Linked DNA regions of Homo sapiens: regions 1, 3 and 4 are each linked to region 2. A link is a contact called in ENCODE Hi-C or POLR2A ChIA-PET data. All regions are on one chromosome and are shown on one strand. The core of a region is the stretch at or near the end of the contact, and the rest is flanking DNA. Distances in the headings are between cores, read along the strand shown.

Evidence for each region. A loop is a pair of places that touch in the nucleus more often than their neighbours do. ChIA-PET counts read pairs that join two places held with the same protein, here RNA polymerase II (POLR2A). Pooled maps may share reads with other maps.
Region 1: a pooled map shows a loop between it and region 2 (2.0-fold over the local background). The contact joins the enhancer-like site here to the promoter of PLLP in region 2. A Hi-C loop is called at or near these places in 1 of 50 pooled maps. POLR2A ChIA-PET finds 5 or more read pairs at or near these places in 4 of 52 experiments (A549, activated CD4-positive, alpha-beta T cell, activated CD8-positive, alpha-beta memory T cell and 1 more).
Region 3: a loop to region 2 is called in a pooled map, with 2.4 times the contacts of the local background. The contact joins the promoter of CCDC102A here to the promoter of PLLP in region 2. A Hi-C loop is called at or near these places in 1 of 37 single-sample maps with no recorded cell type and 1 of 50 pooled maps. POLR2A ChIA-PET finds 5 or more read pairs at or near these places in 3 of 52 experiments (activated CD4-positive, alpha-beta T cell, naive thymus-derived CD4-positive, alpha-beta T cell and naive thymus-derived CD8-positive, alpha-beta T cell).
Region 4: a loop to region 2 is called in a pooled map, with 4 times the contacts of the local background. The contact joins the enhancer-like site here to the promoter of PLLP in region 2. A Hi-C loop is called at or near these places in 4 of 168 maps with a recorded cell type or tissue (astrocyte of the cerebellum, brain microvascular endothelial cell, endometrial microvascular endothelial cells and 1 more) and 6 of 50 pooled maps. POLR2A ChIA-PET finds 5 or more read pairs at or near these places in 9 of 52 experiments (AG04450, Caco-2, GM12878 and 6 more).

The regions. Positions count from the first base shown.
Region 1 is chr16:57,040,142-57,043,478 of GRCh38, forward strand. NLRC5 (NLR family CARD domain containing 5) reads left to right here. Exons shown (of 49, transcript NM_001384950.1): 17 at 509-577; 18 at 1,344-1,433; 19 at 1,841-1,924. Among named protein-coding and RNA genes, the nearest start is that of CPNE2, 51 kb to the right of the region's middle. RefSeq lists enhancers at 1,692-1,741, 2,012-2,111. Within about 2 kb of position 1,395, at least 9 of the 41 ENCODE cell types and tissues checked have a DNase peak (open chromatin) inside an H3K27ac peak, as active enhancers do.
Region 2 is chr16:57,283,053-57,289,642 of GRCh38, forward strand. It overlaps PLLP (plasmolipin), which reads right to left and starts at 1,620. Exons shown (of 4, transcript NM_015993.3): 1 at 1,354-1,620. The coding sequence starts at 1,488. RefSeq lists an enhancer at 698-1,359 and silencers at 1,404-1,813, 4,063-4,275.
Region 3 is chr16:57,534,099-57,540,521 of GRCh38, forward strand. It overlaps CCDC102A (coiled-coil domain containing 102A), which reads right to left and starts at 2,473. Exons shown (of 9, transcript NM_033212.4): 1 at 2,402-2,473. It also overlaps a transcript of ADGRG5 not described here. RefSeq lists a silencer at 1,766-2,715 and enhancers at 4,982-5,071, 5,322-5,371, 5,392-5,451.
Region 4 is chr16:57,415,199-57,421,632 of GRCh38, forward strand. It overlaps CCL17 (C-C motif chemokine ligand 17), which reads left to right. Exons shown (of 4, transcript NM_002987.3): 4 at 567-865. The coding sequence ends at 663. Among named protein-coding and RNA genes, the nearest start is that of CCL17, 14 kb to the left of the region's middle. RefSeq lists enhancers at 919-1,434, 1,435-1,950, 2,467-2,981. Within about 2 kb of position 2,018, at least 17 of the 41 ENCODE cell types and tissues checked have a DNase peak (open chromatin) inside an H3K27ac peak, as active enhancers do.

The DNA of each region.
Region 1 (3,337 bases), core at 145-2,644, 240 kb before region 2:
CCAGCTTAAACCCAGGGGATTGCCTGGCCTGTAGCTCTGGTCCTGGTCGGAACTTCTGTATCCCTTTCACACAAGGACCCATTAGGGTCCTGGATTGCCCCAGCCTAGCGCATGGGTAGAGACTCAGCTCTTTGCTCCCGGAGCCCACCCACAATCTCTTCTGTAGAGTCTGGACTACTGAAGGCTCGATTCCAGCTGGGGCTGACATCTCTGAAGCACAGATGAGGAGGAGGATGAGATTAATGATAATAGCAGTCAAGGTCAATTGAGTACTTGCCATGTATGCACCAAGCACCAAACTAAGGCAGTTCACATACAGTCTCCCATTGAGAGGCTGTGATTTGTCCAGGGTCACACAACCAGGAAGTGGAGAAGCCAAATTGGCACCAAGGTCTGATTGACTCTAGGTGGAGGATAGGGCTCGATGGTGGAAGGCCAGGCTGAGGATGGATTCTGGAGATGGCGGACATGGCCTTTGCTCAGCCTGGCCTTGGTGATGTCCCTCCAGGGCTGCATTTCTTGACAGCCTCATGCTCCAGATGCCCTCTGAGCTGCCTCTGAGCTCCCGAAGGATGAGGTACAGTGATGGCCTCCAGCCCTGTGTGTGATTCCAGCCCCCTCCCTTCCCCTGCTCAGAGCCTGCTCCCAAACCTGTGCCCAGGCCCCACATGCTCCCTGAAGGACACCTGACCTGCTGTGTCCAGGGGTCATGGCCTGGCTTCCCTACCTCCTACCTCCCCTGCCCAGCCCACCCCAGACAGGGCTCACAAGGCAGCCCCGTCAACCACCTTCCCAAGCCCAGGAGACCCCACTCCCCTTAGCTCCCTGACCCCCAGCAGCTGAGGGGTTGTGGAGACTCTGAAAAGAGGTGAAGGGGAGCACTGGGCTCCTTCTGTCATGATCCTGGTGCCTGGGCCTGGGGGCTCCCATCAGCACTCTTCCCCCCTTCTCTCTTGGTCTTTGTCTGTCCTAATCTCCCTCTGTCCCTCTGCCTGTTTCTCTCATTTCTTCCCTCTCTCATCGTGTATTTCTGTTTTATCAGTTTATTTAACTGTTATTTCAGTCTTATCTGTCTTCCTCTGATCTGCTCTCTCTCTCTGAGGTCTCTGTGCCTTGGTTTCCTTCCATCTGTGTCTCTGCCCACCCTCTGCCTATATGTGACATCCTGTGGGTGTCGTGTGTGTTGGTCCCTCTTTGTCCGTCTGTCTAGGTGCCAGATACATCCCAGTCCCTCCTCTCCTGCAAGCCTCATTCTCTGCCTCTGTGTCTGGGGGGTGGGAAAGCGGCTCCTTCCCGCCTCTGTTCAGTGGGGCATGCAGCACTGTGTTTTTGTCCCTGGGCAGGCTGACACATTGTGGCCTCCAAGAAAAGCACCTAGAGCAGCTCTGCAAGGCTCTGGGAGGAAGCTGCCACCTCGGTCACCTCCACCTCGAGTGAGTGGTTTGTGTGTTGGAAGGTGGGTGGGTGGGGCCAATTACAGTGAGTTAGTGTTGGTGTTTGGGTTTGGTTTTTAAGATTTAGATCAACTGTTCTTTCCCTGCTGAAGTCAGAAACCCCTTGGAGAATCTGGTGAAAGTTGTGACTCTTCCTCCCAAGATACAGATCCCCCATGTCTGACACGCTCGGAGGCTCACCCCTGGTCCCTCAGAGGTCCACGAACCTCAGAATAAGAACCTGGGGGAGACCCCAGCTGCCCGTGCCAGATCTGCTGAGATCTGGCCTGGCAGCCCAGGGCTGTGTCCAGTTTCAGGAAGTTGAGTAACTGGAATGCAGGGACCATGCTGCCAGCAACCCACTCCCCACCTGCTAATGTTCTCCCCTCCCTTCTCCCCACCCCCAGCTTCTCAGGCAATGCTCTGGGGGATGAAGGTGCAGCCCGGCTGGCTCAGCTGCTCCCAGGGCTGGGAGCTCTGCAGTCCTTGAAGTGAGTAGCCCGCTAGGCAGAGCCTCTGAGGCTGGGGCAGGGGGGGAGCATTCTCTGTCCCATCCCCCTCTTTCCTGGGGTTATTGTAAAGATTAAATCGGAAAATGCATGAAAATTGCCCCTAATACAATGTAAGTTCTCGGTGAAGGCTAGCTAATAGATGATTCTTACTCAGAGAGTCTGTGACTCAATAATCCCACTTCTGATTCAAGGTTTCACTTCTGGAACCTGTCTCCGCATCTCTGAACAGGCTTCTGAGGCCACCCTGGGGAGGGCAGGTGTGGGTGCGAAGTATGACTAACGGCTGGCAGTTGTTATTCTGGCCCTGGGGTGCCGGGAGGGGCTGGGGCTGTTAGCTGGGGTATGGTCAGGGTAGACAGGGAGGGTTTGTACCAGAGAGGACACTCAAGCAGGGTGCCCAGGGCTGCCAAGGATCCCTGAGTACCTGGCAGAGAGTGTGTAGGAGGAATCCCCAAAGTTTGCCTGCAATGGACCAGAGTTCTTGATCCCTAAATGCCCTTGGTGCTTTTGGCTCACAAAGCACCCCCTCCTCCCAGGCACTTCTGGGCCAAAGCCAGAGGAGCCCAGGGGAGAGGTCACAGGTCCTATATTCCAGGCTGTCTCTGTGAACACGCTTTGCTGTGTGATTCTGGGCAAGTTACATCCCCTCTCCGAGTCCCTGGTTCCCAGTCGGTAAATACATAAATTGCAGGCGTGGCCTCTGTTGGTGGCTACGATCTCTGAAATGAGTGCTGGGGCCTAAGGACCCCCTGCTCACACCCTGTTTTTGTGCAATGCTGGGAAGGAAGGGAGTTGCCTTGGTTCCTGTTCAGGGCCTGCACCTGGGAAGGAAGGAAGGTCTAACCATTGCAGGCAAATTACATGAAGACTGGAGGTTTTAGTATGTCCTCATGTGACCTTCTTATTAGTGTGGACTCGTGACCTGGTGCTGTGAGGGTCCACACTCGCCCTACCAGTGTCCCCGTGGGAGGGGAGTGTAGCATTAAATAGTAAATAGAAAACAATAACAAGTTGACAGGAGACCCTGAAAGAAAGGAGACACTTTGTTCCTGCTTTCTGCACAAGAGACCCTGCATTTTCATTTTGTCCTGGGTACCACCCCTCCCTTATCAGGTGGAGAAAAGGAGGCCCAGCTCCAGCCAGAAAGCACTCCTCAGATCCATCACAGACCGAGGGACCCACTGGGTGCCCATCTCAGCTCTGTCACCAACATGTCTCATAACCTTGGGCTAGACCTTGATTCTCTCTAGGACTCTGTTTCCCCATCTCCACCATGAGGACTTGCAAGGGGTGCTCTCTGACCATCTTGGGTTCAGTGGGTTCCGTCATCTGGAACCAGGGATCCCTCCCCCGCCCTGTGCCCTGACCACAAAGAGGATGTGTTTGGGTCCT
Region 2 (6,590 bases), core at 370-2,869:
GAACTAGACCTCTTCCCTCAGAAGACAGAATCTTCTCCCCTTCTCCCCCACCCCCCAAAAGAGAAACAAACAAAAAACTCTGGGAGAACTGTTAAAAATGAATTTCTGGCTGTACTTCCTGAGATTCAAATTCCGATTGCACATTTTTTTCCGGGGGTGGAGTCCAATAATCTAAATTTTAAACAAACCCGCCAGGAGATTCAGAGGTTGGGGAGGGGGCCCACAGAGATCTGAGAAATCCTGAAATGAGATAGCACTGACCCAGGTAGAGGTGGGCCCGCACCTGGAGAGGTCAGGGAAGGGAGACTGGACCTCAGCCCAGGGTCTGGCACCAAAGCAACCACCCTGCCCTCTAGCTTGGGCCTCGCAGCAGCGCTAGCACCCAGCAATAGGAGACAATGGGAAATGTCCACTCGCTGGATTGCTAAGAAATACAGGTCCTGGCCCAACTCCAATTCCACCTGAGTCCTCTGAAAATGTATCAGGCCCTCACCCACCCAGGGCACCCACCCAGCTTCCAGACCCTCACGAAAGGGTGGCAGAGGAAGAAGCTAACATCCGGGCCTGTGGCTGGTGTGGGAGTGGAGGATGTTCCCATGGGTCCGCCTCAGTTGGGGTCTGTACAGGGGTCTGGGAGAGAGTAGGAGTCTTGCCCCTGGCTACCCACAAACCCCTCCCTCCAGCGATATCTCGGTCCCGTGGGGCTGGCTAAACCGGCTGAAACCTGGCGGGTCACCCAGAGAAAGCTAGAAGAGCCCGGCTCCCGCGCGGGCGCCCACAGGGTAGTGCCTGAGTGTGCGTGTTGGGGAGTCGGATGTGCCCTCTAGATTAGATGAGGAATGTTCATGGGTGCGGCCACCCGGAGCCGCTGGGAGCGGGACAGAAGGTGGTCAGAGAGTGGACTTTGCCTCAGACTGGGTTCCCTAGAGGGCTGGGGGCACTGTCCGGGCAGAAAGAGGGGTGAAAAAGAGAGAGGAGGGAAGGGAGGGCTGGGAAGGGTTGGCGGGTTGTGCGCAGTGACTGTGGCTCCGGTGGGGGCTTCTGTGGCCGCTGGTAACCACCTTGGAGGGGGCACGATGGGGCACGGGCAGTGGGCACTCTGTACACGGTGCAGGGTGCTCACGCTCGCAGCGACGGCCACGGGGTAGTGTCGTGGTGAGAGGGATGCAGGGCGATCTTGGGGGCGTCCGTGCGGGAAGCGCCCTAGGGGTACGCGCAGCGCGTCGGTGACAGTGTGAGCCCGGGTGGGGAGCGCAAGGTTCGCGAAAAATGAACGCAGCGCCGGAGTCCCTCACCCATCCTGGCCGGACCGGGAGCCCCCGGCCAACCCCGTGGGCCCGCGCGTGCTCTCACCAGCTGCAGCAGCATGAGCGCCCCGAGGCGGGAGCGCACGAAGCCCAGGTCCGGGCGCAGCGCCGACACCGAGGCTTCGGCGCCCTGCGCAGGACTGCTGGTCCGCGTGCTAACTTTCGACGGGAACTCGGCCATGGCGGCTCCGCTTGCCTCCCGAGGTCGCTACGGCCGCCGTCGCCGCCCCTCCAGCGGTGGGTGCCGGCTCCCGCGCCGCTTTTCCCCCAGGCTCCGGATCCCTGTGTGGCTCCAGGCGCTGCAGGAGGCGTCGGGGCTGGGAGCCTGGGGCGCCAGGTGCGGCCGAGATCCCGGCTCCGCCCCCGCCGCCGGGGCCGCCCCCTTAACCCTTTGCTCGCCGCCGCCGCCCCAGCCGCGACCGGTTCGTGGGCAGCCGCGTCCACTCCCCGGACCAGTAAACAACCCCGGGTCCGTGAATCGGCTCCGCCAGCACCAGCCTAGACCGCTTCGCCGGCCTCCCCCGGGGCAAGCCGCCCGCTGGGAATTTCCCGGCTCTCGCCCAGGCCGTGGTAGCTTCCGCGCCTAGGGATAAACTTGTGGTAGCTCGCGGGGGACACCGCTCTCCCAGGCGCTTTCTACGCGCTGTGCACCCTCGGCCTAGGCCCCGGCGCAGCGACTCTTGAAGAGTCCCGGGAGAAGGCTGGATGCGGTGGCTCCTGCCTCTGATCGCAGCACTTTGGGAGGCTAAGGTGAAAGGATAATTTCAGGCCAAGAGTTCGAGACCAGCCTGGGTAACACAGTGAGACGCCCCCCCTCCCCCCGTCTGTATTTTATAGAAAAGAAAGTAAAGAAGAATCCTGGGAGACCCAGCGCGGGGAAGGGGAGGGTCTGGGTAAGCGGTGGGTAAGCGGTAGAAGGGGGAGGTCCTTTTCTGCCTATTAATGCTGTTTTCACTTCTGAACATATTTTATATAACTTAGATGATCGCGGAGCCTCAGTTTCCTCGTCTGTCATATAGATACGAAGGAAACCTGCCTCACAGAGCGTTGTAGGGAATAAATGAAATATTCCCCAGAAAGCTCCTGACAGCGTGAGGGAGGAGGGGTCACTCAGAAGATGGGAGGTCATATACAGTTTCATTGCCACACATGCACCCTAAAATACTTACACACACACACACACCTCTTGAGCCTAGAGGTTTGCACAGATAGGTCATCATGCATTCATCAACCAATGTTTGCTGAACACCTACTACATGCCAGGCCCTGTGGATACAGCAGGAAACGAAGTAGACAAGGCCTTCTTGGCTCCCACATTTTTTTTTTCCCAAATACCCACTTAAAAAGAGAGCCACTTAAAAAATTGTTTTTAACTGACATGTAATATTAGGTTGGTGCAAAAGTTATACGGTTTTTGCATATAAAAGTATAGCAAAAACCGCAATTACTTTTTCGGCAACCTATAATTGTACCTAAATATGGGGTACCATGTGATGTTTTGGTACCTGTGTACGTTGTGTAAAAAAATCAAATCAAGGTACTTAGCATATCCATCACCTCATACATTTATGGCTTCTTTGGGGTGAGAACATTCAAAATCCCCACTTCTAGCTACCATATTTTGAAATATACAATATTAGGGCCAGGCGCTGTGGCTCACGCCTATAATCCCAGCACTTTGGGAGGCCAAGGCAGGCAGATCACCAGAGGTCATGAGTTTGAGACCAGCCTGGTCAACATGGCAAAACCCTGTCTCTACAAAAATACAAAAAAATTAGCCAGGCATGATGGTGGGTGCCTGTAGTCCCAGCTACACAGGAGGCTGAGACAGGAGAATCACTCGAACCCAGGGAGGCAGAGGTTGCAGTGAGCTGAAATCATGCCACTGCACTCCAGCCTGGGTGACAGAGCCAGACTCCATCTAAAAACAAAAACAAAAAAAGAAAAGAAATGTACAATATTGGTATTTTTTTCTTTTTACTTTTATTTATTTTGAGGCGAGGTCCCACTCTGTCACCCAGGCTGGAGGGCAGTGGCATGATCATAGCCTACTGCAGCCTCCAACCCCTAGGCTCAAGTGATCTTCTCACCTCAGCCTCCCTAGTAGCTAGGACTACAGGTGCACGCCACCATGCCCAACTAATTTTTTTTTTTTTTTGAGATGGAGTCTTGCTGGAATTACAGGCTCGAGCCACCATGCCCAGCTAATTTTTTGTATCTGTAATAGAGACTGGGTTTCACCATGTTGGCCAGGCTGGTCTTGTGATCCGCCCACCTTGGCCTCCCAAAGGGCTGGGATTACAGGCATCAGCCACTGGGCCCAGCCCTGACTAATTTTTTTAAATTTTTTTGTAGAGATGGGGTCTCTCCATGTTGCCCAGACTGGTTTCGCACTCCTGGCCTCAAGCGATCCACCCGCCTTGGCCTTTCAAAGTGCTGGAATTACAGGTGTGAGCCACCATGCCCAGCCCTAACTGTAACTTTGTACCTGTTAACCAACCTCTTTGTATCCTCCCACTACACCCCAGCCTCCTGTAACCACTATTCTACTCTACTATGAGATCAATTTATTTATTTATTTATTTGAGATGGCGTTTTGCTCTTGTTGCCCAGTCTGGAGTGCAATGGCGCGACCTCGGCTCACTGCAACCTCCGCCTCCCAGGTTCAAGCAATTCTCTTGCCTGAGTAGCTCGGATTACAGGCGCCCGCCAGCACGCTAAGCTAATTTTTTGTAATTTTAGTAGAGACAAGGTTTCACCATGTTGGCCAGGCTGGTATCAAACTCCTGAAATCAGGTGATCCACCTGTCTTGGCCTCCCAAAGTGCTGGGATTACAGGCGTGAGCCACTGCACCTGGCCGAGATCAACTTCTTTATTTCATTCCACATATGAGAGAGACCACGTGGTGTTTGTCTTTCTATGCCTGGCTTATTTCACTCACATGATGTCCTCCAGGTTCATCTGTGTTGCCACAAATGATAGGATTTCAGTCGTTGGATCCCACTGTCTGGTGGGGATGAGAAGTAATAAACCCGGGAGGAATAATACTTTCAGATAGTGACAAACGCTGTGACTAAAGTAAAATGGGGGAATGTGACACAGAGTCACCCACAGGTGATTTCTGGGTTAAGGTGGTCAAGGAAGACCTGTGGGAAGAGGTGACATTTATGCAGAGACCCAAATCATGAGTAGGGGCTAGCCTTGGGAATTCTGGGGGAAGAATTTAATAAGTGCAGGAGCCCTGAGGCTGGACCAGTTTTGAGAACAGAAAAAGGTCCTTGGTAGGGCTAGAGCCAAGTGAGTAAGGGTGAGATTGGCAACACGGGCCAGGGCCGGATCACACAGGCTATTTAGAGGACTGTATTAGTGCCCTGTGGCTGCTCTAACTTGGTGACTTAAAACAACAGAAATTTGGCCAGGCACGGTGGCTCACGGCTGTAATCCCAGCACTTTGGCAGGTGGATCACCTGAGGTCAGGAGTTCCAGATCAGCCTGGCCAACATGGCGAAACCCTGTTTCTACTAAAAATACAAAAAAATAGCTGGGCGTGGTAGTACACGCCTGTAATCCCAGCTACTCAGGAGGCTGAGGCAGGAGAATCACTTGAACCCGGGAGGCGGAGGTTGCAGTTAGCTGAGATTGAGCCATTGCACTCTAGCTTGGGCAACAAGAGTGAAACACGGTCTCAAAAAAAAAAAAAGAAAAGAAAACCCAGAAATTTACTCTCCTGTAGTCCTGGAGGCCAGAAGTCTGAAATCAGTTTCACTGAGCCAAAATCTTCCAAAATTTGGGAAGAGCCAAAATCAGGTGTCCTGAGGGTCATGCTCCCTTTGCAGAGTCTAGAGGAGAATCCCATCCTTGTTCTTCCAACCCTGGTGGGGCCTGCTGGCATTCCTCAACTTATGACTGCATCAACCCTGTCTCTGCCTCCTACGTCACATGGCCTCCTCCTTTTCTGTATGTATAACATCTCTCTCTGCCTCTCTTATAAGGACACTTGTGATTGTGTTAGGGCCACCCAGATACTCCAGAATAGTTTTCCTCAAATAAAGAATCTTAATTTGAGGCTGGGCGCAGTGGCTCATGCCTGTAAACCTAGCACTTTGGGAGGCCAAGGCAGGAGGATGGGTTTGGCTCAGGAGTTTGAGACCAGCCTGGGCAACACAGCAAATACCCCTGTCTCTAAAAAAAAAAAAAAAATTGGCCGGGCGTGGCGGTGCACACCTGTGGTTCCAGCTACTTAGGAGGCTGAGGTGGGAGGATTGCTTAAGCCCCAGGAGGTTGAGGTTACAGTGAACCATGTTTTTGCCTCTGCACTCCAGCCTGGGTGACAGAGCAAGACCCTGTTTCAAAAGGAAAAAAAAAGAAAAAGAATCTTAATTTAGTCACTTAATCTGTAAAGACCTTTTTACTTTATAAGGTAAAATGGACAGGTTCCAAGAATTAGGATCTGTTCTGTTTGTTTGTTTGAGACAGGGTCTCACTCTGTTGCCCAGGCTGGAGTGCAGTGGTGCCATCCTGGCTCACTACAACCTCCGCCTCCAGGTTTCAAGCAATCCTCCTGCCTCAGCCTCCTGAGTAGCTGGGACCACAGGTCCTTGAGCCACCATGACTCACCAATTTTTTGTAAAGACTGGGTTTCACCATGATGCCCAGGCTGGTCTCGAACTTGAGCTCAAGCAATCCTCCTGCCTTGACCTCCCAAAGTGCATGAGCCACTGATACATCTTTTAGTGGCAATTATACAGCCTACCACAATGATGGAGAAGGGCTAACATTTTATTTTAAGGCTTGGAGTGTTTTTTTTTTTTGAGACGGAGTCTCGCTTTGTCGCCCAGGCTGGAGTGCAGTGGCGTGATCTCAGCTCACTGCAAGCTCTGCCTCCCGGGTTCACGCCATTCTCCTGCCTCAGCCTCAAAGAGTAGCTGGGACTACCGGCACCCGCCACCACGCCTGGGTAATTTTTTGTATTTTTAGTAGAGATAGAGTTTCACCGTGTTAGCCAGGATGGTCTCGATCTCCTGACCGCGTGATCTGCCTGCTTTGGCCTCCCAAAGTGCTGGGATTACAGACGTGAGCCACTGCGCCCGGCCAAGGCCTGGAGTGTTTTAAGCAGGCGAGAGACAAGCTCTGATGAACACTTTAAAAATATCACTGGTTGATGCTGACTTAACCCTTTACTCAACGGGATGTTCAACCCCCTCCCCTCAATGCACCTGAGCCCCTTCCCCTGTCCCAGCACCCCACTTGCAGTAGGTGCTCTGGAAATGAGGAGTCTTCTT
Region 3 (6,423 bases), core at 1,223-3,722, 250 kb after region 2:
CCCCACCCATCTTCAAGTTCAGCTGCCACCAACTCCAGGAAATGCCTTGATCTCCCCAACCCCACCCCCACCTGGGGACCACAGCCCTACAACCTCCCACAGCCAAGCCTGGCAAGCTGCCATCTCTCTTCTGGCAGTACAGGCTTCCCTCATCCAGATGGGACACTTGTGCCACTTAGAGCTTCCATCAGGGCTCCTGAACCCCAGCCCCACAGCTGTGCTCACTGGTAGCTCACTCCAGGACAGAAACAAGAATATTTTGAGCTGACACTTGCTGCAGGCTAGGCCCTCATCAGCCCTGCCCACAGAAAGTGACCCAGTGGTTCCTGTTGCTTGTGGACTTGTCTGGAATATCTCTCCTTCCTTCATCAGCAAACTCCTACACATCCTTCAAAACCCACCTCCAGTGTCCCCTCCCCTAGGAAGCCTTCTCTAACCTCTCTGCACAGAGTATGCTCCCAAAGCACCAGGCACCTCCGTGTTCTACAGCAAAGGCCTTACTTTGAAGTCCACGAGCGAGGGCATCAGCACAGGGCCCAGCATACAGCAGATGCGTGATGGATGGAAGGTACCCCTAAGAAGGTGGTACCACTCTTAGGGGTACCCTTGTGACCATGCAGAGTTTGGGAAGGTTGAGTCATCCTAAAGATCAGGAGTCAGTCGGTGGCCAGGCTCTGAGACAGGTAGGTATCTGAGCCTGTCTGGCCAGGGTTGGAATAAGAGGTCATCTCACGGCCAAGTCGGCTGTCCCACCTTTTACCTGGGGAAGCCTAATTGACCCACTGGGAACAGCGTTGTGTTTTGTCCTCAGCATGTTTGGATGGGTCTCTCCATATCAGTGAGAGGAATGAGCAATGCCAAGGCCTGGACAGGGGCCAGCTGAAGGGATGGGGAGCCCAGTGCCCCAACCCCTTCCCCGGCTCTGAAACCCTGTAGATCCTCCCAGAGCCTTTCAGGTAGGGCCCTGGGACAAGCCCATGGCCACAGGCCTGGCTGTGGACAGAAAGCAGAGCCCAGTGGGAAACCACAGAGGACAGCCTGATTGAATAAGTGCAGGGCCCAAGGCTGGTCAGCCCACAGACTGCGGGCACCTGTCCCTGTGACCTGCTGCCCAGGATCCAGCTGCAGGACCTCTGGGGGGAGCTGGCTGGCGGGAAAGGAAGGGATGGCGGCTAGGCCTCCAGGCTGGACCTAAGCCCAGGGGTAGGCACCCCTGGCCTATTCCCAGGTAGCCCCATCTTAGACTGAGGAGCCACAGAGACAGCCTGGATCATTGATTTGAACTCCTTTCTTTACATATGGACCAACTGAGGCCCAGAGGGACAGCTACGTGTCTGTGTCCACACCGCGGACCAGCAGCAAGGCCAGAGTAGGGAGCTGGTGATGGGATGCCTCCTCTTCTGGATCTTAGCCACCTGAGGGGCACAATGCCCCCGAGAGCACCTACACGATGGGGTCTGCAGGCACCAGGCCAAGTGGATACGCACAGCTGGAATGGTGGGGTGAACCTTCATGGGGACCCAGCCCCACCCCGACCCCAGCCCCACCCCTCTCGGCAACACCGTGAACTCTTCACTCTTGTACAGCAGACATCCCGCTAGTCCCAGCTCCATCACTGATATGCTGTGTGATATCTGCAAGTCCCTGCCCTCTCTGGGCCTCAGTTTCCTTACCTACAGGATGGGGAGAGGCACTAAAAAGATTCCTGAACGCTCTAACAGGTGGGCAGACCTCCCGAACCCAAACCAATCCAACCCCCACAAGAGCCCTGGGAGAGCGGGGGTGGGAAGGTGGACACCACCCCCACCTAAGGTACTGAAACTGAAGCCCCAGCCCTGCGTCGCCTTAGTCCTCACTTAGTCGACCCCTCCCAAGCCGCTGGCCCTGCGAACCGCCCCGCTCCACCTAGCGACGGGCGGAGGGTGGAGGGGGTTCCCGGCCCGCGCCGCGCGGTCCCGCCCACCCCACCGCATGGCCCCCATTGGCAGTCGCCGCGGCTCTGGGCAGGGCGCCGTGCTCTGATTGGCCAGCGCCGCCCGTCCATCCCGCATTCGCCATGGCGACCACGTTGGGTCCCCCGGGAGAGTCCCAAATTCCGTCCCCGCCCGCCGCCCCCTCCCGTCCGGCCCGGGCCGCGGCATTCCGGAGGCGCCTCCCCTCCCCCATCACCCCGCGGCCCCTCCCCACCGGAGACCTGGGGTTCCGGGGGCTGAGGGAGGCCGGGGAGGCGTCTAGAAAGTTCTGCTCTGAGTTCGGGGGTTGCCGCGGGCGCCCCGACTGTGTCTGCTCCTCCAGCACGCCCCACAACTTAACCCCTTCCTTCCCGCGGAAGGCGCGCGGCCTGGAGCAAGTTCCCGGGCCGCCTTGGCCTGCCGCCCCCCGGCCTGCCGCCCCCGCTCACCTCGGGCCGGGACTTGCGGGCTCCGTACGTCCCAGCCGCTGCGGCGGGGTAGAGCGGGCACCGTGCAGCTGCGACCGCCGCCGGAGGGGCCGAGGGAGGGCCGCGGAGTCTCCTCCTCCCTCCCGGGGGGAGGGGAAGCAGGGGGAGCGGCGGGGCCCCCGAAGCGGTCGCAGGCTGCGGCCCCGCTGTGACCCCGGCCCACCGAGCTGCTGGGGTGGGGGCTCCAGCCTAACTTCGGGGCGAGGGGTGCGGGCCGGGGCGGTGGGCTCTGCTGCAGAGCGGGCCGTACCCCAACGGAGGCCCCACCCCCGTGAGGGGCCGAGAGTTGCGGGGGGGCTCGGCTTTCTTGGTTCAGGTTTCCTCAGCGCCAACTACGTACTAGGCGCCCCCAGCAGAAACGGCCACCGCGGGTCCCAGCTCGGCACGTGGAGCGAGCTTACCAAGTCTTCACTGTTGTTACCTGCATTTTTCCCTGGGCCAGCTCTGCCACCGAGTGGAAGTGGGCCAACAAGTCTGTGCCCATCGGGCCTCAGTTTCTCTTTCTGTACAACAGAAGGGTTGACGAAAGCAACCTTGCGCTTGTTAAGAGGTGGGGGGCGCGGGGAGCACTCGGCCCGGCGGGCGGAGACTTTTCTCTGCATTGCGATGGTGGTTGGCAGGCCCTGGGGAATTACGGTACTTCGCCTTCGGGGACGCCCAGCTGTTTTGGGGCTTTCTCTCTATTGGGGGTAGGATGTTTGTGGTCTTGACTGGAAAGCCGGGACAGGCGTCTGGAGGACTCCCCACTACATCCTGTACCCTGGAAGGCCCCCGAGGTGAATCTATTTAAAAGAAGACCAACAATTCACCAAGATGGTGGGGAAAACCTGGCCTGATTGGGATTTTACCTAGAAAAAGAAGCTAAATATTACGAAGATAAATTAGTTTTACCCCGTGATTAACGGAGTTTAGATTATGATTGCAACCACGCACGCCTTAAAATGAACCAAGAATGAATCAGATGTTAACACTGGAAGTCTTGCTTTTTCTTGTAATAGTTGAGTATGTAGCATCCTTCCCTTCTGAACTGGTTTTTGCAGTAAGAGATTCATTTTTGCAAAAATATTTGAGAGCTTCCTCAAACTCAAGGATCACTCTGAATCCTTTGATAGTCCAGTGCCTTTTTTCGGGTCTGGGTCACTTCCCTTGCAGACGTTCCCTTTCTCTGTGGGCAGCGGCTGTTCCATTTCTCCTGCTTTGCTTCCACCAACTTCATGAAATCCCATACGTTGCAAGACTGGCAGTTTCACTTGTCGATTCATTTGCTTTGTATTTGTTATGCGTGGCTGAATGTTGAAAGCGTCTGTTCACCAGCCAGAGATAGATAGGAGATGTATGTGGGGTTTGAGTACTCAGAGGACAAGGGCATCCACATTTTACAGCTGAGGAAATGAAGGCTCAGAGAGGCTCTTGGCTCAGACTTGCACAAGGTCCTACAGCCAGTAACAGCCTTGGATCAAGAGCCCAGAGGTCTTGCCCAGAGTTTTTGGAGGTGGAAATGGGGCTGGGGAAGGTGGTGGAGACTGAGTTGATGGTGCACCTGAACTCCAGCTATAACCTCATCACTATCAGGCCTTCTCTCCTTAGGAAGAAGCAGTAAATATTGTCCTGAGGATGTCTTTTGCAGGGGCTAGGGTGGGGTGACGTGACCCACCCGATCGTAGAACCAAAGTAGGTGCTGGCCACAGGTTTTGGCAGCTCGCATGATGTTATCTTAGTTACCTAGGGGCTGGGTGTTATTACCACCCTCTCATAATGAGAAAAGTGAAGATCAGAAATGACTGGACTGGGCACGGCGGCTCACACTTGTAATCCCAGTGCTTTGGGAAGCCAAAGCGGGAGGATCGCCTGAGGCCGGGAGTTCAAGACCAGCGTGGGAACATAGGGACACTCTGTCTCTACAAAAAGATAAAAAGTTTAGACAGGTGTGATGGTACGCTCCTGTAGCCCCAGCTAACTTGGGAGGCAGAGGCCAGAGGATCGTCTCGAGTAACTGGCCCGGGGTCACCCTATGAGATGTCAGATCCCAGATCTGACTGTTTCAATTTTACCATAGTTCTCTTTCTAGAACAACACCCCCAGGCGCCTCTCTGAATGCAAGGCTAATCTGGCGTCAACCTCCCCAGTGGTCTCGGCAGGGTTTCTCTCTGGCAGCCTGTCCCACTCAGTTCAGGACAGTCAGGTTTTTGAGGCGTGTGTCAATATTTCCCACACTTCAGCAGTTCTGTTTTCCTGTATTACTGCCACCACTTTTTGCCACTAACACATGCCCTTATTTACCTAGCATTTTTCTTTAAATCATTTCACTTTGTAGGACCTACTTGTATCTTAAAGCCTATTTCATATAGCTAGGTAAATAGAAAATTTGTATAACTTGCCACAAATAGAAAAAGATCATAAAAATAAATAGTATGCAAATAAAACAACGTTAGTAAAGTCTAGCTAGAAACGTTCTCTTTGTTAAGAAGGGGCATCATTTCTACACCCATGTTGATTGTAGCATTATTCACAATAGCTGAAAGGTGGAAGTAACTGAAGTGTCCATCAACAGATGAATGAACAAAATGTAATATGTATTATACACATAGTGGAATGTGATTCAACCTTTAAAAGGAATGAGAGTCTGACACACTACAACACGGAGGAACCTTGAAGACGTCATGCTAAGTGAAATGAGCCAGTCACGCAAGGACAAAGACTGTATGATTCTACTAAGATGAGGCACTTAGAGTGGTCAAATTCAAGAGACAGAAAATAGAACGGTGATTGCTAAGGGCTTGGGGGAGTAGAGAACAGGAAGTTCTGTTTCATGGGTATGGAGTTTCAGTTTGAGAATATGAAAAATGTTTTGGACATGGGATGTGGTGATGTTTGCATGACAGTGTAAAGGTAGATAATGCCATTGCACTGTACCCCTTTTTTTTTTTTTTTTGAGACAGGGTCTCACTCTGTCACCCAGGCTGGAGTGCAATGGTTCGAACACAACTCTCTGCAGCCTCGACCTCCTGGGCTCAAGCGGTCCTCCCACCTCAGCCTCCTGAGTAGGTGGATCTACAGGGGCACGTTACCATGACCAACTAAATTTTTTTTTTTTTTATAGAGGCAGGGTCTGCTATGTTTCCCAGGCTGGTCTCGAACTCCTGGGCTCAAGTAGTCCTACCACTAGGGCTTTGTCCAAAGTGTTGGGATTATAGGTGCGAGCCAACCCACCTGGTCTGAATCTACACTTAAAAATGCTTAAAATGGTAGCTTTTGTTACATATATGTATGTGTGTGTGCGTGTATATATATATATATCTTACCACAATAAAACATTTAAAAGTCAGACGTCCTGTTTTGAAGTCTAATAAAAGATTGAAAAATGGGGAAAAATAAGGGACATAGTCTGTGTTAGAGAGGGGTTAAAACAATTTAGCCCTCGGCGGGGCACAGTGGCTCACACCTGTAATCCCAGCACTTTGGGAGGCAAAGGTGAGCGGATCACTTGACTTGTCAAGAGATCGAGACCATCCTGGCCAACATGGTGAAACCTCATCTCTACTAAAAATACAAAAATTCGCTGGGCGTGGTGGTGTGCACCTGTAGTCCCAGCTACTTGGGAGGCTGAGGCAGGAGAATAGCTTGAACCTGGGAGGCAGAGGTTGCAGTGAGCCGAGATTGCGCCACTGCACTCCAGCCTGGCGACAGAGTGAGGCTCTGTCTCAGACAAACAAACAAACAAACAAAAAACAAAAGAAACAGTTTAGCTCTAAGCTGAGGCTTTTGCTGGACACAACCAAGATTGAAAAAGATGTGTAAATGACTTTTTTTGCATTGTGACTGTTTATCTAAAGTCCTGTCGGGGTCCCACCTACAATCTTCTTGCAGGCTACTCACCAGGGTAAGTAGCCCCCATATAGGGAGACACTTTACTGAGATGGTATGTGGCCTCCTCCCTGCCTGGGGGCCTGAGAGGAGACTGGCAGGCTTCCTACTGCTCAAGC
Region 4 (6,434 bases), core at 768-3,267, 130 kb after region 2:
GTAAGTCCCCCTGGCTCCACCCCTGCTCCTCAGGGCCAAGCATGGGGACAAGTGCACCCTGGAGCTCCCAGGACGGCCAATGGGGAGCAGGGAAGAGACAGCGGGGCCTTCCTCCCCAACCCCTGCAGGCTCCCCACACTGTGGGACCCAAAAGGGCCGCAGGCCATGAGGTCCAACCTATTCCTTGATTTGTGGTGAAATTGAGGCCCCGGGAGCAATGAACACCCCCAGGTCACACAGCTGGTCAGGGGCAATGTGGTCACCTCCCCCAGCCTGGGCCTGAGCCCTGCCCGCAGTCTCCACGTCCCAGGCTCTAGACTGTCTGGGGGCATGGGCAGGCTGAGGGGTGGGCACAAGTTCCTGCAGCCCTGGCTCCCTGGGAGGGTCGAGATTACTCGGGACAGAGCCTGAAGTCCCAGATCTGCCACCAATGCCCTGTGTGACAGCAGCAACTTCCTGCCCCTCTTGGAGCCTTGGAATCCTGGTCAGCACAGGGCGGGCCGTCCCAGGGACTCTGGGGGCCCTTCCCCCCCTGCCACTCCTGGTAACGTCCTCCTTCTGTGTAGTTTTGTAACTGTGCAGGGCAGGGCCATCTGTTCGGACCCCAACAACAAGAGAGTGAAGAATGCAGTTAAATACCTGCAAAGCCTTGAGAGGTCTTGAAGCCTCCTCACCCCAGACTCCTGACTGTCTCCCGGGACTACCTGGGACCTCCACCGTTGGTGTTCACCGCCCCCACCCTGAGCGCCTGGGTCCAGGGGAGGCCTTCCAGGGACGAAGAAGAGCCACAGTGAGGGAGATCCCATCCCCTTGTCTGAACTGGAGCCATGGGCACAAAGGGCCCAGATTAAAGTCTTTATCCTCAGTCTGTGTCAGCGTGTCTGTCCCCACAGCGCAAGATGCGCTTCCACTCCGGCCTGTCACTCTGGGAGGGTTCTCAGAGAACCTCTGGTCCTGCCCTGTGCAGGTCGGAAAGGGAAACTGAGGCTGAGAAGGGCACGTGGCTTCCGCAGACCACGCACCAGTGAGGGGAGGCCCTGGTGAGAGGCCCGGGCAGGGGCGGGGTTGGCGGGGTCCTGGGAGGCGGCCGCTGGATTCTCTCCCTACCCACCCCAAGGTCTCCCGGTTTCCCCCCAGCCCAGCTCCTGTTCTTGCCCCACGTGGAGCTGAGGACAAACTTCCCCGAGGTGCTGGAGTCAATTTCACAGACTGGCCAGGACCCTGCCGCAGGCCACAGCTCTGCCCAGTGCTGGGGAGCCCCCTGGCCAAGGGTGGGGGAAGCTTGTAGCCCTGTCCTTGCCTTCCCCTGCACTCACTGCAGTCCAGCTGGCCCGGCTCCTCCTGGCCCTGGCTCCCTCTCCCCGCTCAAACTCCAGACCCCAGCTCCAGGGCGAGGGGGCTCTGTGGGTCCTGGGCCCTCTGCCTGCGGCTGACTTCCTAGCCCACTCCAGGCTCAGGCAGGCGGGCGCCACGCGGCCCTGTGGTTCCTCCTGACTGAAGTGTGATCCCCACCCGGCCCTGGCTGCGCCCAGCCTGCCGGAAGCCGGCCCAGCACAACCGCCCACCGACTCGCTCCCCCAGCTCTTAGGGACTGCCCTGAAGCCGACCCCTGCTCCGCGTGGTTCTCTCATTGTGTGTGTGTGTGTGTGTGTGTGTGTGTGTGTGTGCGTGCGCGTGTGTGGCAGTCCCAGCTCCTCCATTAGGTTGAGAGCTCCGTGAGCCACTCCGGGGACCCCACACCCCTGTGCTAAAAAAGATGGGGACTAGAGGCTCAGGACACCCCACCCCCAGACCCCTCTGCCCATGCCCAGCTAAGGGCTGAGCACAGAGGAGTCGGGGCCTAAGCCTTCTAGTTCTCTCTCACTCTCCCAACCAGCGATGGGGCCGTGGCTTCTCTCTGAACACAGTTTGGCGGCAGGGGCGCGGGTCCTTCTCTTCCGAGGACCTTGTGGCGGGCATTGTTTGGTGGGGCTGCGGTTAGAAGGGCAATTTCCAGGCCCGGCTGTTGCCTCCTGCTGCTCCCTTGTGGCCAGTCAGCTCATTGCAGGGCAGATGATAGAACCCAAGTTTACTTTCCAGTACGGGCACAGCGATAACGAGGTTGATAAAACCAGTGAACTGGCTTGCCTGTGACTCTAGGGTCTCTTCAGCCGCAAGTGGGCTCATCTCCTGTCCTGATGCCGAGGAGGATCACTTGAACAACTGCCTAAGACCCAGAGTCCTGGGGATGGCCCAGTCTGAGTTCTTCATGGAAAATTGTCCTCTGAATCCACCGGGAGGAGGAAGGATGATCTAAAAAGGGAGGGAGGCAAGGAGAAGCTCCTAAGACAGCAAAGGCCAGAGACAGCCGGGGTCTGGACCCCTGCACCCTGCAGGCGAGAGCTGGAAGGACTCTCAGAGTGCAATGGCTCCATCTCAGCTCACTGCAACCTCCGCCTCCCAGGTTCAAGCGATTCTCCTGCTTCAGCCTCCTAAGTAGCTGGGATTACAGGCGCCCGCCACCACACCCGGCTAATTTTTTTGTATTTTTAGTAGAGACGGGGTTTCACCATGTCGGTCAGGCTGGTCTTGAACTCTTGGCCTTATGTGATCCACTCGCCTTGGCCTCCCAAAGTGCTGAGATTACAGGCATGAGCCACCGCGCCTGGCCTCCAGCAAACTTCGTTTAAAAAAGCAAGACCTTTTTTGTTTTTTCCCTACTGAAATCCTACTCAGAAGCCCATATTGTAAGCTTAGGTAAGTAGAGCTGCCGTGGAGGCCTGTGAGGAGGTGGGGAGTTGCCAGAGGGTCCCTGAAAGTGAGATAGGGTGGGGCATTGCATAAAGGCAGGGAAGAGGTGGATCCAGGACTGGCAACAAAACGCAGGATTCAGAATCCAAGTATTCACGAGCAGCATCCGGTGCAAGCTGGGGGATGGTGAGATGCAAGAGATAGGACAACTGCCATGTGACCTTAGGGCATTTTAAGGAGGTGTGACCTGGAGACTGCTGTGATTGGAAAGACTGCTGGGAGGGAAAAAGAGGAATGGGCAGGTTCGGGGTGAAAAGTGAGGAGAAGCGCCAGACTTATGTTGTTTCTTTCACCTGGTAGGTGCCTCCCCTCCTCCCCCACCCCACCCCTGCTTTTTTTTTTTTTTTTTTTTTTTTTTTTTTTCAGATGGAGTCTGGCTCTGTGACCCAGGCTGGAGTGCAGTGGTGCGATCTGGCTCACTGCAACCTCTGTCTCCCGGGTTCAAGCGATTCTCATGCCTCAGCTTCCTGAGTAGCTGGGATTATAGGTGTGCACCACCACACCTGGCTGATTTTTGTATTTTTAGAAGAGATGGGGTTTTACCATGTTGGCCAGGCTGGTCTCGAACTCCCGAGCTCAAGTGATCCGCCCACCTCGGCCTCCCAAAGTGCTGGGATTACAGGCGTGAGCCACTATTCTGAAATCCAGTTTCTCTTCAACGCTCAACTCAGTGCTGCCTCTGCCACAGCCAGCCTACTCAACCTCAGCTGTGTGTCCTCCACCTGCACCCAACGCTCACCTTAGTCTAATCCTGACCACACTCTACCCCTTGTAATTGGAGCTGCTTGGGTGATTTACCCAATAAACTCACTGAGCAGGTATTTGGGTCAGGAAACAGTACCAGACTCATTTATGAGGAGGGAAAAAAGCTTTGTGCACAGTGTATATTTGATTTATACATTTTCATCAGTGCTGCTCAGGTGAATTCCACAAGGGGCACTAGTGGGGAAAGAGAAATTTCCTGGGGAGCCCTAATAACCCGGCTTGAAGCATATTGCATCTCCAAACGTGGAAATTAGAATTGGGTTGTTTTCCAGTGGCCCACCAGAGGGCACTCTGCTCTTAGGAGGAAGTTCTGAGGCTGATGCGCCAGGGGCCCTGACCCCACCAGCCAGACTCCGGCCCCATCGCTGTCCCCAGGGGCTGGGATCAGCCACATCTGGTTGTAGCTGCACTAGGCCTTGGGGCAGGGGTGTCTGTAGCTGGCCGGCTCTCCTCTTGTGGGAACAGAAGCAAAGAAACCGCCAATTACACTGTCTGGGGTTTGCTGGATGAAGAGGAAGAAGGAAGAAACCCTGCTGGGACTAGCAGGGCCACTAACTCCAGACGCAACCTGGGCAGTGCCAAGAGCTGTGGGCTGGGGTGTTTCACTGTGTTTTCTTAGAGACTGTATTTGGTCTATTTGGCATCCATTTATCACAGGGCCAAATCACAGGGCCAAAAGCATTTATACCTCCCCTGCAAGCTGGTTTTTGCAAGTGTTTGAAAGTAATAATAGTTACAAACCCTCCAACCAATCCCAATCACAGGCCCCCCAACCATCTCTATTTAACTCTCACACCAAGCCAGTATTTCCCCTGCCCTAAATCACCCAGAGCCAGGTAGAGACAACTAGGGACGGCCCCTAAGCCCAAGGCCCCCTGGAATTATTCCAACTAGCCAGACCCGGGCTGCTTCCCCTGGCCTGCCTTGCACTTCGGGTGGAAACCCCACAAAAGGCTGTGGCCTGTGCTGTTCTGATCCTTCCTTTCAGCCTCCTGACCAAACTTGGTGCTCCCCCTGTGGCCCCGTGTGTGGTCCTGCGTGTGTGCCATGCCCTGTTCTCCTGGGAGATGCAAGTGATGAATTCTTTCAGTGTCCTTGGTCGCTCTGTGTTGTCACTCAGTCACCTCCATCAATTCAAATCCTGGGGGTACATTTTAAATTTTTTAAATTGATGCATAGTAATTGTACATATTTATGGGATACATATGATACTGTGACACAAGCATACAATGCATAGTGATCAGATCAAGGTAATCAGGATATCCATCACCTCGAACATTTATCATTTCACTGTGTTGGGAACGTTTCAAATCTTCTCTTCTAGCTATTTTGAAATATACAATAGGCTGGGCATAGTGGCTCACACCTGTAATCCCAGCACTCTGGGAGGCCAAGGTGGGAGGATCACTTGAGCCCAGGAGTCTGAGACCAGTCTGGGCAACATAGTGAGACTCAGTCTTTACGAAATGCACAAATTAGCCAGGCATGGTAGCATGCGCCTGTGCTGCCAGCTACTCAGGAGGCTGAGGTGGGAGGATCACTTGAGCACAGCAGGTCAAGGCTGCAGTGAACTGTGATGGTGCCACTGCACTCCAGCCGGGGTTACAGAGGGAGACCCTGTCTCAAAAAGAAAAAAAAGGCTGGGCATGGTGGCTCACGCCTGTAATCCTAGCACTTTGGGAGGCCAAAGTAGGTAGATCACCTGAGGTCAGGAGTTCTAGACCAGCTTGGCCAACATGATGAAACCCCATCTTTACTAAAAATACAAAAAAATTAGCTGGATGTGGTGGCTGGCACCTGTAATCCTAGCTACTCGGGAGGCTGAGGCAGGAGAATCGCTTGAACCCGGGAGAGGTTGCAGTGAGCCAAGATTGCACCATTGCACTCCAGCCTGGGCGATAAGAGTGAAACTCCATCTCAAAGAAAGAAAGAAAGAAAGAAAAAGAAAGGAAGGAAGGAAGGAAGGAAGAAAAGAAAGAAAGAAAAAAGAAATACACAATAAATTGTTTACTATAGTCACCCTACTGTGCAATCGAACACTGGAAATTATTCCTTCTATCCAGCTGTTTGTTTGTACCCATTAACCAATCTCTCCCCATCACCCCTCTCCCCTAAATAGAACTACCATATGATCCAGCAATCCTACTACTGGGTATTTATCCAAAGGAAAGGAAATCAATATATCAAAGGGATACCTGCACCCCCATGTTTATTGCAGCACTATTCACAATAGCCAAAATATGAAATCAACCCGTGTCCATCAATGGAGTAATAAATAAATAAATTTGGTACATGTACACAACAGAGTACGATTCAGCCATAAAAAAAGAAGGAAATCCTGTCATTTGCAGCAAAATGGATGGACAGTCATTATGTTAAGTGAAATAAGCCAGGCACAGAAAGACAAATATCTCATGTTCTCACTCATATGTGGGAGCTAAAAAAAGTTTATCTTCGAAAGTACATTTTAACACAAAGGGTCAGGGACCTGTTTGGAGTCTCTGCTTTGCCACTGACTGGCCGTCGGACCTGGACACATGCGCCTCACCTGCCTGAGCCTCACCTGCCTGAGCCTATTTCTCCATGAAGCAATGGAACTGGACCTTCTCTCACCTGTTTGGGGATGTGCCAATATGGCTACTCCTCTACCTCTCACATCGCCCTTAGCGGACCACAGTCTTAGAAAACCTGCCGTTTCTGGTCGGACGCAGTGGCTCACAATCATGAGGTCAAGCGATCGAGACCAGTGTGACCAACATGGTGAAACCCCGTCTCTACTAAAAATACAAAAATTAGCCAGGCATGGTGGCGCGTGCCTGTAATCCCAGCTACTCGGGAGGCTGAGGCAGGAGAATCACTTGAACTCGGGAGGCAGAGGT